Linked DNA regions of Homo sapiens: region 1 is linked to region 2. A link is a loop called in an ENCODE intact Hi-C map of the cell type or tissue named here. Cell type or tissue: heart left ventricle. All regions are shown on one strand. Links, peaks and the distances in the headings refer to the core of each region. The heading gives the core; the rest is flanking DNA.

Region 1 (2,923 bases), core at 158-2,657, 110 kb before region 2:
TGGATCCAACCAGGAAATTATTAATTGTTCTCACTTACCATGCAATGATATCAACAAAGTAATTAATCTGTCTTTTTAAAAAAATTAAGATGATCTTTAATATTTACATCTAGTTTCCTAGATCTATTACATGTACAAGAAACCATTTGTCTGAATTGGTATCACACTAGCATTTTCTAGGTTACGGGCATTAATACATATTGCAGAATGATACAGTCGAATCTATTCAAGATTTTAAGGATATAATTTCACTCTAGGGAAAATATTTTGCCCACTCCTCAGAGGACTTAAATGGCTAAATCTTCAAGAAAGTATCAAATTTGTATTACCCTTGTTGCTCTAGAAGCCAAATTTTGGAGAGTTTATCTTTGCCTTTGTCTGGCTACTCTCTATCCCTCCCCATCAACAGCCCCATTCCTGGGCACTCACATCGCCCCAAACTTCCCCACCAAAATGGCCCTGAGTGCACTAACTGGGCAGCAACCTAGTTTTAAACCTCTTTCACATTCTCTGTATTTTCCTGTGTTCCAGGCCCCCAGGACTTTGTCTGCCAGTTGACCTGATAAACCAATCCAAGTTAAAAAAAAAAAAAAAAAAAAGAAAGAACATATGCTAATGATTTGTGAGAATTAATGGTAGCTCCTTCTCGGATAATATTTCATTTTATTAGGGTCTATTAGATAGAATTCCTTTATTCAAATGAATGGTTCTAATTGTGAAAGTTTCAGATACTATTTTGCCCAAGAAATAAATGCTTTGAACCTGGGAATGCTTTGCCCACCCTCAAATCACTGTATAGACTGCTGCCTGCAATGCACTTGCCCTTGATCACAAAAGCATTTTCTTTGCTTCAGCTGCCAGAGCTTTTCCTCTTCCACATGTTCCCCTCCTTCTACTGAAACTCACTAGGAAGTTTCAGGTAAGGTGGAAATGTGATTCACTTAAACTTTTGTCTTGTTACTGTCTACACTCTTGGCTGGGCAGATCAAAGGACAATCACAAATGTAAATTTAAAACACCTACTGTTCAATATAGTCTCTGCAAAGAGAACTTACAAAAATCACTTGAGGCAGCAAGGACTACGAGCAACTGTCTTATAAGTCAATGCACTGGAAAATACATCAGAAAATGGACTGTTTGATTAATAAGTACTACTGAGAACCTAGTCATTGATTAGGTCTTCAAAATATATATTGTGTAAAACGTATTTTGTAATGTATATGTGTGCATGGAGGACTGGGGATGGAAGGTGACAGAGTGGGGAGGCCAGGGAGAGAAAGAGAGAAAAAGAGATTTTGGAAGAGGAAGAAAGAAAACCGAAAGTAATCCCGCTGCACTTAATGAGGCCCCATTGGACTAGTCCTGAATCCAAATCTGAATCTCAAAGGCAGACGCTGAAAGCTCACATTCTCAGAATCTAGTCCATCCCAATGGGTCAGAAAACACCTGATATTTATTTCCACTAAATCTCAGCTATATCTCTAGGGAACAGAAATACCTTCGTTTAAAAAGAAAAGTGGAAACAGCTAGTACAGAAATCCACTGGTTTTGTTAGCCACCTTTACTACCAAGAATTAGAGCCAAAGTGATAGACAGCTAAGGGAACCATAAGTGATGTCAGATAGGATTCTGGAACCCAGAGAAAGTCAGGCAGAACGTTTGCCACAAGAGGGAGCAGTAGAATTTGGTCAGATGGGAGACCATTTGGTAGGGGTTATGATGAGGGGTGTATGAGGTATGGGAGGTTATGATGAAGGATTTAACTACAAGTATGGGTGATATTTGGATAATATTTTAGCAAAACACATTTATCCTTGGGGGCAAAAACAAAAAGATAAAGGGACCAGGAAGAGTAGAGAGATAATAGCATGTTGATTCCTAAATTCTTAGCAAATATAAAGTGACAATTTAATGTTTACTTGAAAGCAACATACTACGAAAATATAAAACATGCAACATATGTGCTCTAACAGCCTCTTCTAGAGGCTGCATTTCTTTTTCCAGATCTAATTTATATTTCAGTTTGAATTTTGTTTATTGCCATATTTTTAGGGCAGTCTCCTTCTTATCTATATACTATCCTCCCTGTACCTAAAAGGCATCACAAAGAAAGAACTTGTCTCACTGAATTGCAACATTAAAAAAAAAAAACAAAAAACAAAAAACAACAACAAAAAAAAACACACAGACATTAATGTCCCAAAATGCACTTACTTTGAGACAACCACATCTATGAGCTAAATGAATGCCTTGGCTGGCTTTTTAAAGGGGAATTGCAACTTCCTTGGATCTGCACAGCTTTTCTCATCATTTATTTTGTCAAAGAAATAGATTGAATACTAAGAGGAATCATGTGTTTATTTTGCAAGTAAATAAAAGTCTATATTTGCCTGGCAAAAGCATGTTAAACATAGCTTTTTAACAGATGCTGAAGTTCTCTTGGAATATATTTTATTTTTTCAAAACACAGAAAGCTTAACAGAGCAATTAACATAATTCCTGCAAATAGTCCTATAGATGTTACTGACTATACCTCACTTTCCATTTGTAATTTTATTGGGAGTCAAAGCACTGTTACTCCCATGCTCTTTTCTTCCCCTGGTCAACAAAAGGGCTATGTGCTTAATCTGAAACGTTACAGTAGGAACCACTATATAATAATATTAAAGTAAAGACATAGGTAGATAGATACATAGAAAATAAGCCTTCATATTTTAGTTCATTACTCTCCTCCTTCAGCCCTGTTAAGCTTTCAAGACAGTAAAGTCTGATTATCATGACACTCTTACATCCTTTGTAGCCCTATACAGCTCAACAATAAATAATGGTTTATCTCTGTTCAGTCCTTTTTGTTGCTGTTGTTTTTCTAGGAATTAATCATTTTTTTAAAAAAAGACAACAACCATTTTAAGGGGACAAAATC
Region 2 (2,923 bases), core at 161-2,660:
AAGAACACCCCCAAAATTACACACGATTTCAGCTTTGAAAGATAATTAGCAGTTAGCTAGGAAAAGAAAATGGTGACTGTATGCAAAGACACACTGGCAGATTCAGAGATCATGTGGAATTCAGAGTGGTTAGATCAGGACATTTATCAAGAAGCGGTGGGTGGAGGGAGGATTCTGAAAAGTTTAATGAAAGTCTGATCTTGAAGGTTTTTATTCTCTAAGGACTTTGGACTTGATTCTGTCGGTAATAAGGCAGTAAAAGGAAATTTAAAGCAGAAGTGATTTGTGAATATCTGTTTTTTATGAAGTTATTTTTAGCATATGAGGATTAATTAGGAATCAGTAGCAGGTAAAGGAGTACGAAAAAAGAGATGTTCCTAGCCTTGGAGAGAAGATGGAGAAGAGGATTAATGCTTGCCAGATGTTCATGAAATGTATTTGACAGGGCTTGCTATTGGTTGGGCTTAAATTGTGAAGGGGTTTGCTTAGGAGGTTAACTTTGAAGTACCTGAAATCACTAGGGGTAATTAACAAATCACTATAAATTCATGCTTGGCGTTTGAGAGAGAGTTGAAGTAACACTGATATACTAGACAAAGTGCAGAGTGGTTAGAATGAAAATATAAATTAACCAAAGGCAAAAGTGCAATGGCAGGGTTTTCATTGTCAGATTGTAGAAGGTGCTATCTTTAGTAGAATTCTCCACTTTCGCAGTTTAGTAGGATTTCTACAGGTTCAACTGAATGAATTATCTTCTGACTCATCCAATATAAATTATATTTTACATGCCCTTTGAATCTCTGAGAAGTGGCTTAATTGGTAGTATATTATCCTTTTTTATTTTTAAAGACATCGAGGTATTAGAACAGTAGTGATATGTTTCTTCATAATAATAACAGTAGTGATTACTAATTACCTTGAAATGTTAACTAGAAGTACAATGCTAAGGGTTATATTTACAGTTCTATAAAGTAAGAACAATTCATAGCCTTATTTTATTACAGATGAAGAAAATGAAGCTTGGAGAGTTCCAAAACTAGGATTCAACTTTGGGTTTCACGTCTCCAAGATCTCATGCTCTACACCAGCGGTTTTGAAATGTTACTGATGCCTAGATCCACCTAGAGATTTTGGCTTAATTGCCGTGAGTGAAACTCAGTCCTAAAAGCTCCCCTGATAATTCTAATTACAGCCAGACACGCAAACCACCTTTTCAAACCTTATCACTTCACTGTCTTCCACTTTGGAAGATACCATCACAATCACAATCTCAATGGCTCCCCCTGGAGCTCAATGCAGATAGTGCACTATGGAGTTGCACAGTGTGGCAGCTGTGCCTAAACACATTCACCCTCTGGAAAACCCTCAAATCCAAGAGTTTGAATAAGTATAATTAATGTAAAGCCCTTCTTTATACTAAAAAAATGAGAGTCTGGAAAAATTTTCTAACTTATTAGGATTATGTAAAAGTTTTTATCATATTGTTTTTATATTTATCAAGAAAAGATATAATCAATATATTTGATTGAATACAGGTATAACCAATAAAAAATCACAGAGTGAGAATATTTTAATTTTTGAAATGGAGGGCAATGTCATGATGTGACTATTCATAGCTATTTTGTTAGAGGATGATAGAAATGATACAACCATGAAATGAGGGGGGTAGAATGAACTGCCGATCTCAAAACGTGCAGTTTTCTCACTGCTTTGGAAAACCTCTGGCTTTACTTACTCGTGTGAGGACTTCACAGAGCTCCTGGCCAACTAGAAGGGGCCAAGAACCTATCCAAAAATAACAAAATCAAGGAAGAGGTAGGACAGTGCTAGGCTGAAGGTCTAGACAGAGTCAGCTCTGTTATGGTGCTGGGAGGGTGCAGTGTGATCCTGGAGACCATGAGAAAAGTTTTATGAATGAAGGCAGTGGGAATGCAAGGAGAGCAATACAAACAGTTGTTCTTATGGAAAGAGAATGGGCATTGGAGATAGATCAGTCTACTCTCATACTTCACTAGCTGTGTGATCTTAGGTCAAATCATTAACAACTCTGAATTTCAGTTTGCTTTTCTATAAAAAGAGGTGGTAATGAACTTATAAATGTGAAAGTACCTAACCCAGAACCTTGTTACTGATTTTTTTCTCCACATTGGCTTCAGCTGAAAGACAGTGGTAGGGAAAGCAGGAAGCTCCAGGGAACAGCAAGGTGGTGGTGGTGGTAAATCAAAGAGAAGGTGAAAATGAGGTGGGCTAGAAATGGAACAGTTTCAAGAACAGACACACACAGTCAATTCCACTTGCTTGCAAACGAAAAACCACCACTGTAACGCAGCAGCCTCTTATCCATCCGGGGTTAATTCAGCTTGCCATGCTTTTGGCAGGATGGGCTGGATGCTCTGTAGGGTCCCCTCAAAAAGAGCACAGGCTACAGTCACTTCATTTTCTAATGCTGCTGCGTGAGTTTTCATTTAATTAAGAAGGCTAACCTTTAGAATGACAGTTTATTTATTTTTTCTTCCTTTAGCTAGTTTACTATGATCCTAATGCAAGCTGAAAATGTGATAGTAAAGAGGCCCAAGGTTTCACTGATAAGGCTAACGTGTTGTTTCTGTATTTACAGAAAAAATATTAATAGGCATATTTATAGATGCATAAGCCAAAATTCCTTTCAGATAAATCTGATCTTAAGTTGGTGGGAACAGTAGGAAAGGAAAGATAAGCCCTGGAGGAGTATATATCAAAAAGACATCCCATATACTAAATAACTGAGGCCCTAACAACACATGTGCTTGTAATTAGCTGTATTAAAAGCATGTAAAGTTAGATTCTTACTCAATCCTCTAAACCTCTGGATATGGAGAAGTAGCTACTTAAAGCCTCTGTTGTGCACAGTGTCTGCGGTGCTCTCTAGACAGAATGGCCAAAT

What was found. Hi-C counts contacts between places; a loop is a spot of excess contacts. Peaks named below come from ENCODE experiments on the same cell type or tissue, not always from the same donor. Only the 100,000 strongest peaks of a DNase experiment are listed, where the experiment ranks them.
Region 1: it touches region 2 in a loop (7-fold over the local background); 37 of 110 quality-filtered maps call a loop at or near these places.

Annotation. Positions count from the first base shown.
Region 1 is chr2:40,447,010-40,449,932 of GRCh38, forward strand. All of the region lies in intron 1 of SLC8A1 (solute carrier family 8 member A1), which reads right to left. Among named protein-coding and RNA genes, the nearest start is that of SLC8A1, 3.6 kb to the right of the region's middle. In heart left ventricle, for the core only: a CTCF peak has its summit at 1,664 (motif pointing right); no DNase peak of the experiment used is centred there; H3K27ac peaks cover 702 bases.
Region 2 is chr2:40,553,606-40,556,528 of GRCh38, forward strand. The region is part of intron 4 of LOC101929667 (a long non-coding RNA gene); the gene reads left to right. Among named protein-coding and RNA genes, the nearest start is that of SLC8A1, 100 kb to the left of the region's middle. In heart left ventricle, for the core only: CTCF peaks have their summits at 1,287 (motif pointing left) and 1,491; no DNase peak of the experiment used is centred there; H3K27ac peaks cover 17 bases.